3 separate regions of the Homo sapiens genome follow, and regions 1 and 2 are each linked to region 3. The links are chromatin contacts, found by Hi-C or POLR2A ChIA-PET in ENCODE. All regions are on one chromosome and are shown on one strand. The core of a region is the stretch at or near the end of the contact, and the rest is flanking DNA. Distances in the headings are between cores, read along the strand shown. Region 1 overlaps ITGAE (integrin subunit alpha E). Region 2 has its middle 29 kb from the start of UBE2G1. Region 3 overlaps ZZEF1 (zinc finger ZZ-type and EF-hand domain containing 1).

Evidence for each region. A loop is a pair of places that touch in the nucleus more often than their neighbours do. ChIA-PET counts read pairs that join two places held with the same protein, here RNA polymerase II (POLR2A). Pooled maps may share reads with other maps.
Region 1: a loop to region 3 is called in a map with no recorded cell type, with 11 times the contacts of the local background. The contact joins two enhancer-like sites. A Hi-C loop is called at or near these places in 2 of 37 single-sample maps with no recorded cell type and 3 of 50 pooled maps.
Region 2: a map with no recorded cell type shows a loop between it and region 3 (12-fold over the local background). The contact joins two enhancer-like sites. A Hi-C loop is called at or near these places in 13 of 37 single-sample maps with no recorded cell type and 4 of 50 pooled maps. POLR2A ChIA-PET finds 5 or more read pairs at or near these places in 1 of 52 experiments (OCI-LY7).

What each region holds. Positions count from the first base shown.
Region 1 is chr17:3,761,973-3,764,849 of GRCh38, reverse strand. It overlaps ITGAE (integrin subunit alpha E), which reads left to right. Exons shown (of 31, transcript NM_002208.5): 3 at 890-981; 4 at 2,868-2,877. Among named protein-coding and RNA genes, the nearest start is that of ITGAE, 38 kb to the left of the region's middle. RefSeq lists an enhancer at 1,072-1,171. Within about 2 kb of position 1,394, at least 4 of the 41 ENCODE cell types and tissues checked have a DNase peak (open chromatin) inside an H3K27ac peak, as active enhancers do.
Region 2 is chr17:4,394,566-4,397,739 of GRCh38, reverse strand. No RefSeq gene overlaps it. Among named protein-coding and RNA genes, the nearest start is that of UBE2G1, 29 kb to the right of the region's middle. RefSeq lists enhancers at 506-1,275, 1,613-1,692, 1,276-2,046. Within about 2 kb of position 1,624, at least 6 of the 41 ENCODE cell types and tissues checked have a DNase peak (open chromatin) inside an H3K27ac peak, as active enhancers do.
Region 3 is chr17:4,072,478-4,075,563 of GRCh38, reverse strand. It overlaps ZZEF1 (zinc finger ZZ-type and EF-hand domain containing 1), which reads left to right. Exons shown (of 55, transcript NM_015113.4): 22 at 135-301; 23 at 386-467; 24 at 1,213-1,414; 25 at 2,808-2,956. Among named protein-coding and RNA genes, the nearest start is that of ZZEF1, 69 kb to the left of the region's middle. Within about 2 kb of position 1,288, at least 8 of the 41 ENCODE cell types and tissues checked have a DNase peak (open chromatin) inside an H3K27ac peak, as active enhancers do.

The sequences.
Region 1 (2,877 bases), core at 145-2,644, 310 kb after region 3:
TGAGGCTGTCCCTGGAATCTGCCGTCTCCCTGGACTGGGCCTGGGTGGGGGCAAGAAGTTTGCAGTCAGGAGGCGCAGCTCTTGAGGCTGCCTTAATCAGGCTGAGGCAGCCACCCCCAAACCTCCAGTTCTTTTATTTATTTATTTATTTATGAGACGAAGTCACACTCTGTCCCCCAGGCTGGAGTGCAGTGGCGTGATCTCCGCTCACTGCAACCTCTGCCTCCCAGGTTCAAGCAATTCTCCTGCCTCAGCCTCCTGAGTAGCTGGGACTACAGGCACACGCCACCATGCCCGGCTAATTTTTGTATTTTTAGTAGACACGGGGTTTCACCATATTGATCAGGCTGGTCTCAAAGTCCTGACCCCAGATGATCCACCTGCCTCAGCCTCCCAAAGTGCTGGGATTACAGGCGTGAGCCGCCGCGCCCGGCCTCCAAACCTCCAGTTCTGACTGACCCACAGGATAGGGGCACCAGCGTACTCTTCTCAGGAACTAAGGCCAGGCAGGGCAGGCCCCCTGGGTGGCCCACGAGGAAGCCAGCACTGCCCCCAACAGAACCAACCCCAACGCTGGTGGTTTTCTGGCCTCCCCATCCCTGTCCCCATAAGAGAGCAGAGTTTTTATTAACCATCAGTATCACCCCTTCTTTGTCAGGGTGGGCAGCAGGCAGAGAGGGGTTGCATTTAACCATTTCCTGCCTGGTGCTGTGTAGAAGCAGAGGTTGGGCAAATGTCTTCCCCATAATCCAGAGTCTGGGCTAGGAATCTGCCGGCCAGACAGGGAGCTTGTGAGTGCAGGCAACTGGAATGGGAAGGGTGCTGGGCAGGCAGGGAGAAGACGAGGAACATCAGCCAGCTCAGCTTTGCAACCTCCCCTCCCACTCAGGCTCCTGGTCACCAGCCCCAGAACCAAGAGGACACCAGGGCCCCTCCATCGATGTTCCCTTGTCCAGGATGAAATCCTTTGCCATCCTGTAGGTAAGTCAGCCCCAACTCCAGGGAATGCTCCCCAGGACCCCCTTTCTAGCAAAATCCCCCTCATCTAAACTCAAACCATTCCAACCCCAGCCCTGCCTCATCCAGCCCGTTCACCCCTAGACTCCAGCATAACCCACAGCAAGATTCCATCCCAATGCCCAGTCCCACCCCAACCCAATCCTAATCCCCAGCCACCTTTCCTGACACAGTCCTAGCAACAGAAATGATACCTACAGCGTATTGCGTGCCCACCCTGTGCCCGGCAGTCCTCTGAGTCATTCTGTTTTCATCCTCAAAACCGCGCCATTTATAAGAGAGGAAGCTACAGTTCAGAGAATGTAGGTCTTTTGGTTGCCAGTATGACAAAGTTCACACTTTTAGTGTTGGTGGCTGATTCGAAACTCTAGCCCTTCCTGATGCAAGTCATCACACCTCAGTGCAATTCACCCCCTACATATTCAGTCTAACTGTGGCCACCCTAGTAACTAGCATGGGGCCTGACATATATTAGGTACTCAATAAATGCCATTTGAATGAATGAATGAATGAATGAATGAATGAACCTGATTCACTCATTAAACTCTATCCATCCTACCCAGTCAAACTCAGGTCACAGATTTACTGACAACCTCTTGGCTATATATATATAAATAAATAGAATCCTTGTCTTGTCTGAGGCTGGGCGCCGTGGCTCACGCCTGTAATCTTAGCACACTGGGAGGCCAAGGCGGGTAGATCATTTGAGGTCCAGAGTTCGAGACCAGCCTGGCCAATATGATGAAACCCCATCTCTACCAAAAATACAAAAATCAGCCAGGCGTGGTGGTGCATGCCTACAATCCCAGCTATTTGGGAGGCTGAGGCAGAAGAATCGCTTGAACCCAGGAGGTGGAGGTTACAGTGAGCTGACATTGCACCACTGGACTCCAGCCTGGGCAACAGAGCAAGACTGTTTAAAAAAAAAAAATCCTGCCAGGCACGGTGGCTCATGCCTGTAATCCCAACACTTTGGGAGGCTGAGGTGGGCCGATCATGGGTCAGGAGATCGAGACCATCCTAGCTAACACGGTGAAATCCCGTCTCTACTAAAAATACAAAAAGAAATTAGCCAGGTGTGGTGACGGGCACACGTAGTCCCAGCTACTCAGGAGGCTGAGGCAGGAGAATGGCGTGAACCTGGGAGGCGGAGCTTGCAGTGAGCCGAGATTGCGCCACTGCACTCCAGCCTGGGCGACAGAGCAAGACTCTGTCTCAAAAAAAAAAAAAAAAAAAAAAAAAATCCTTGTCTGAGAGGCACTGAGTTGAACAGACTCAATCTCAGTCCAGCAGGGTTGACTGAGTGATTCCATGACTGAAAAATAAGACAGTATCCTGAGGCTGACAGTGGGGAGGACGAGGAAGGAGCTACCATTTCTGCCCCTGAGGCTGGGGGCAGTAAGATTCCCCAGGATGGGTCTGTGAGGCTGGGGGGTTCCTTGGTCCACACAGCCAGTCCCACGGTATCTTGCACATTCCTTGGCACTTACATACCCACCAGGCAGTGCTTCTCCACCCACCTGCCCGACCAAACCCACTGAGGAAAAGCAGCAGGCATCCGCTGTTGCTGGACGCCCATCACCACGCTCACAAGGCTGGGCACAGAGCAGACGTCAATGGGCACGTGTTGAAAGGGTCAGCAAATGAGCCCCGGGGATGGGCACTCGGCCCTGAACGTGTCCAGTCCTGACCTTGAAGGCCCCCGCTCTAGCTTTCTAGAGGCTTCTCTGAGTGGCCAACAGTTCCTCATGGGGGCCTGACCAAGGTGGCTCTGTGCCCTCTGACCTTGGCTTCGGGTCTCTGCCTCCCAGAGTCCCCTCCTCCTCCTCACCTGGGCTTAACTTTTTCAGAGCATGTCCC
Region 2 (3,174 bases), core at 375-2,874, 320 kb before region 3:
AGAAAAAGGAAGAAAAGAAAAGAAAAATGGCTGGGCACGGTGGCTCACGCCTGTAATCCCAGCACTTTGGGAGGCCGAGGCGGGCGGATCACAAGATCAGGAGTTCGAGACCATCCTGGCTAACACGGTGAAACCCCATCTCTACTAAAAACACACACACACAAAAAAAATTAGCCGGGCATGGTGGCACGCACCTGTAGTCCCAGCTACTCAGGAGGCTGAGGCAAGAGAATCGCTTGAACCCGGGAAGTGGAGGTTGCAGTGAGCCAAGATCACGCCATTGCACTCCAGCCTGGGCAACAGAGCGAGACTCTGTCTCAAAAAACAAAAACAAAACCTGGTGGCCTAAAGGGCACCCCACCTCCTCCCGCCCCCTGCCCCACATGGCACGTAAAAAGGGGAAGAAAAACTCAAAAGCCCAAGTAGTCAGCAGTCTCTGCCAATGGCAGATCAAAACAGCAGTAAAAGATCTGCAACCAAACGAGATTTGATTTACATAAGTCTCATTTTGATCATATTTTCTCCAGCGTCTTACCCCACCCTGGACTCCCCCGGCAGGTGTCCCAAGCCCCTCCCCTCCAGTTTACTCCTAACCCATCTTGAGGGCCTGGGCTCCCAGTTCCCTCCCTCAAAGGATCCGTCGTCTTTCAGACCCTCCCTGAGAGCAGAGACTGGTTTACACCGCCTGGAATCCAGTCCAGCAGGTGGTGTCAGGAACTGTAACCGATGGCATGTTCGCCAACACTGGGGTCCTGCAGGCAGAGCTGGAACTGGCCACTGGGACCCAAGCCCTCTGTGCGCTGCCCAGACCCACGCTCAGAGCCTGTGACTTCAGGACCCTCATCTAGAAGCTCCTGGAAGTTGGCCCAGAAGGATCTGCCCAGCACCCACCCACCCACCCCAGCCATGTCCAGTGGGAGCACAGGAAACGTCCCAGGGTCTGCAGAGGGATCCTACAGACCATTCTCTCTCCCATCTGCCTTCTTTTTTTGTTTGTTTGTTTTGTTTTGTTTTTTGAGACGGAGTCTCGCTCTTGTTGCCCAGGCTGGAGTGCAGTGGCGCGATCTCAGCTCACTGCAACCTCCGCCTCCCGGATTGCAGCGATTCTCCTGCCTCAGCTCCCGAGTAGCTGAGATTACAGGCATGTGCCACCACACCCGGCTAATTTTTTGTACTTTTAGTAGAGATGGGGTTTCACCATGTTGGCCAGGCTGAGCTCCTAACCTCAGGTGATCCACTTGCCTCGGCCTCCCAAAGTGCTGGGATTACAGGCGTGAACCACCGCCCCGGCCTCCTTGTGCCTTCTTTGTCATTGTAATTAACTGCTGGGGATACCTTTTGTTAACGGTAGAAAGTTATGCAAATGACCGAAACTGGTATTGTTATTACTAAGAGGCGCTGGGTTTCAAAATCACTTTGAATATTCTAGCACCGAATCTTGTCTGTCCTGTGCCTGGGGGCCTGCACACACTGTCTTTTTCCTCCTTTGTGAACGGCAGGGTTGAGGCCTTCCTGTTCGAGAAGTGGGTGGTTTGCCAAGCTACCTGGGGTGTACATAGAACTTGAACTTTGGAGTCAGACTGGCAAAGGCTGGCTGCTTCCCCTGCGCCTTGGTTACCGTTTGTCCTTACACAAGTCACTTGGCTTCTTGGAGTCTCAGTTTTGTCATCTGTGGAAGAGGAGTGAACACCCTCCTTAGAGACAGCTGCCACGGTGACCATCTGCGAGCTGATGGAGGTAGAGTTCCTGGTGCCCTTTAGGGTGGCAGTTGTGTCGGTACTCCCGAGGACCAGGACCAGGTGGCCGTGGCTGTCTGGAACTGCTACGGAAGAACGGGCAAGGCTGCCAGATTTCGCAAATAAAAATACATGCACACGGTTAAATTTGAATTTCAAATAAGCAGCTAAATTTTGTTGTATAATTATATCCCATGCAGTATTTGGAATATACTTATACTGAAAAATTAGTCGGGCGTGATGGCTCACGCCTGTAATCCCAGCACTTTGGGAGCCCAAGGCGGGCAGATCACCTGAGGCCAGGAGTTCGAGACCAGCCTGGCAAACATGGCAAAATCCTATCTCTACTAAAAATACCAAAATTGACCGGTGTGGTGCTGCACATCTGTACTGCCACCTACTTGGGAGGCTGAGGAACGAGAATTGCTTGAACCCGGGAGGCAGAGGTTGCAGTGAGCCTCAATCGTGCCACTGCACTCCAGCCTGGGCAACAGAGCGAGACTCTGTTTCTAATAACAATAATAATAATAATAATTCCTTATCTGAAATTAAATTTAACTAAGTGTCCTTTTTCTCTTTCTTTCTTTTTTTCTTTTTGAGACAGGGTTTTACCCTGTCACCCAGGCTAGAGTGCAGTGGTGTAATCATGGTTCACTGCAGCCTCGACCTCCTGGGGTCAGGTGATCCTCCCACCTCAGCCTCCCAAGTAGGTAGGACTACAGGTGCAAGCCACCATTCCCAGCTACTTGTTGCTTTTTTAAAAATTTTTGGTACAGATGGGGTTTCGCCGTGTTGTCCAGGCTGGTAACTGAGTGTTACTGTATTTTATCTGGCTATCCTAAGAAAAGAGGTTAAAGTGCTTAGAATGGGGGTTCTTGCTGCCCCTGAGAGATATCTTCATTTGGGATTGGCAACTGTGGGAGAGAGAGGGCAAGAGCCACTGGAATAAACATGGGCCAGGGAGGCTGAGGCAGGAGAATCCTTTGAACCTGAGAGGCGGAGGTTACAGTGAGCTGAGATTGCGCTACTGCACTCCAGCCTGGGTGTCAGTGTGAGACTCTGTCTCAAAGAAAGAAAGAAAGAAAGAAAGAGAAAGAGAGAGAGAGAGAGACAGAGAGAGAGAAAGAAAGAAAAAAGGAAGGAAGGAAGGAAGGCAGGAAGGAAGGAAGGAAGGAAGGAAGGAAGGAAGGAAGGAAGGAAGGAAGGAAGGAAAGAAGGAAGGAAGGAAGGAAGATGGGCCAAAGGAGGAGAAGGATCTAGAATACCAAGGCCTGGAGAGGGCAATGACCTCCTGGCCTGGTTCACTACCTGCTGATCTCAAGCCAGCAGCAAACACACTCTGGAAGCCTGGATGGGGGCTAGGCTTAGCTGGACCCAGCTCTCCAGCCTCCAGCCTACATACTACCCCCTCCATCAGTCAGGAGCCCGCTCCCCAACC
Region 3 (3,086 bases), core at 39-2,538:
CGAGCCTGCCTGCTGGTTTGTGCAGGGCTGTCAAGGCCATCTGCCTGGAGCACTGATAGAGAAACAGTCTGCTGCATGTGGCTAGGTGTCTAGTGATAGAACCTTTCTTTCCCCTGGCTCATTTGTTATCATAGCTGGATGTTGAGACCTGGCAACAGGAACAGCCTGTGGTGTTACATACGTGGACGAAGGAATCTGCCCACAACTATGAAAATAATTGCCATGAGGTATCCGTCTTTGTTAGCCCAGGGGCAACCTATTTTGAAGTGGAATTCGATGACAGGTGTGAAACTGAAAAAAGGTAAGACTTCTATATTCTTTCACCCCCAAGCGCTAATAGGTCAGCAATGAGAGAAGGAAGCTAATAGAGGTTATGCCTTCACAGGTATGATTATCTGGAATTTACCGACGCTAGAGGTCGGAAAACACGCTATGACACAAAAGTTGGCACTGATAAATGGCCCAAGGTGAGTGATAGTCCCAGAAAGAGGTACCTACTTCTGCACCAATGCTTTTCCTTTTGTCAGCCTTCAGGGGGCAGTAGAGGTAAGGTCTTTGAAGGGAGGCATTTATGTTACACGTTTGTGAAAGGAAGGATTTATATCAGAGTTTGACCAGCTATAGTCTGTCACCTGTTTTGTAAACAAATTTTTTTGGAACACAGCCATGCCTGTTTATCATTTATAGCTGCTTTGGCACTGCAGTGGCAGAGTTGAGTAGTTGCAGCAGACAGCGTTGTCTAGAGTAAATGAAGAGCCTTCATCCTTAGCAAGAAGTGCTGGTGGGTCTAGGAGGATGGCCCAGACCATGTGATGGAAGCCAAGAGTCTGCCTCACAGTTAGAGCTGCTTGAGCTCTTGGGCTGGAGGTTTAGTACTGCCTCAGACTGTTGACCTTCTCTCCATGGTCAGTGGTCTTGGCAGGAGCAGAGGCATGGAAATGTGACCACTGGCTGAGTCGGTAGTGGACAGATGGTCACCCCAGGTGTAGAAAGCTGAGCAGCAGTATTCTGCCAACTCTCCTTCTTCATGGGGTGTGGCTGTGAATGGTCTGTTTCCGTCACCCCTTTGTACATTTCTCCGTTAGTCATTTTGGACATGTGGAAATAGAGATCAATTTTAAACTGAGATGTTTCTCGTCATGAAGAGCATGCTGATTTCTGAAGCACTCCTCCTCTAATCTGTCTGACCACATGATTTCTGTTTGTCTCTAGAAAGTGACCTTCAAGGCCGGTCCTCGGTTGCAGTTCCTCTTTCACTCTGACAGCAGTCACAACGAATGGGGCTACAAATTCACTGTCACTGCCTGTGGGCTGCCCGATGTTGCCGTGTCTTGGGGGCTGGATTTACAGCTCCTCGTCTCCCGGCTGATGGGACGCCTGGCTTCCCAGTGCATGGCGCTCAAGTCTGTGCGCCGTAAGTGCACATCCCTGTGCTTTCCCTTCTTACAACCACGGTGAAGTGCAAGATGCGCGCTTGCCCTCTTGTAGGTCGTTTCCACGTAATGGCAGGGGGTTAATAATACGCCTTTTCAGTTTCCTTTAAACCGAAAGAATAAAGTGTCCACTCAATACCATTGTCACGAAGCTTTTTGCCTTAGACTTTGGAACATAGCAGGAAGGCTGCCATGGGTTCTCTGTCTATGGAGGATAACAGCTTTTTTTTTTGGCAACATTGTCATTTTTTTGCAAGTAGGTGTAGGTATAGTCCAACCAAAAGGCAGGAGTATAGAATAAGTTGATTGCATATCCTTTAAATATGTGAATATTTATGTAAATATATGTAGATATGTGACTATGGATTTTGTTTTAAAGTGATTCATTCAGGGCTGAGCAAGGTGGCTCATGCTGGTAATCCCAGCACTTTAGGAGGCCAAGGTGGGAGGATTTCTTGATCCCAGGAGTTTGAAACCAGCCTGGGCAGCATAGTGAGATCCCTATCTTTACCAAAAAAAATGTAAAAATTAGCCAGGTGTGGTGGCATATGCCTTTTGTCTCAGCTACTTGGGAGGCTGAGGCAGGAGGATCACTTGAGCCCAGGAGTTAGAGGCTGCATGCAGTGAGCTGTGATCATACTGCTGCACTCCAGTCTGGGTAACAGAGAGAGACTCTTGTCTCTTAAAACAAAAGGAAAAAGATGTGTTCAGTATAATTGTTTATTTAATTCTTCCAGGGAACAAGAATTACAGAATAAAACTTTCTACTGTATTTTATTTCTTGATCATTTCTTGAGTTTTTCCAGTTTTAGAAGTAAAATATAGAAAAATTACATAGTGGAAAAAAACAAAGGAAAATAGAATCATCCTTAATCCTAACACTCAGAAGTAACTGATTTTTTTAATATTTCTCCAAGAAAGAAAGAAATAGCTATTAGCATTTTTATTTCCACCTATTCTTTTCTCTTTGCCTATTCTAAACACATCTATGCTGGATATTTATTATTTGCTACAGAATTAAGTTTACAAATTGTGAATGTTTTTCCATAATTAAATGTTCCTGAATGGCCTCGTGTTATATGCCAGAAATGGTTCATATCCTATTTTCAGCTTACTATAAACAGATTAGTCATTTCCAAGGTACCTTGTAACTGAAGTTGTTCCACAGAGCAGCAGTATTTCAGGACTTGGTGGTTTAGCTTAATCTGTGGTATGTGTTTACAAAGTATCACAATTACATTCTGGTATGTGGGTAAACTTTCTCTAAGTTTTAATAGTATCCATGGTTTTTTTTAACCTTTTCTTTCTCATTTCAAAGATTCTCAATATATTAAGGCAAAAATAGAACTGTCATATGTCTTCTTCTCTTTCTAGAGTTAGGAAGTAACATGGTAGTACCTCAGGCAAAAATGGCATTAGTCCTAAGCTCCCCACTGTGGAAACCTGTCTTCAGGCATCAGGTTTGTCCAGAGTTGGAATTAGAAGCAAGCTGGCCCACTCACCCACACCGGAATAGTAAGGAGGTATTTACTCTTCCGTTTTCTTTCTATTTAGACTGGAAACTGCCTGCAAGTATTTATTACTTTAAGTTATAAACACTTGTGTTTCTATCTTACTACCCGTATTAAGCAGTTAGCTCCTTGAGGCCAGAAA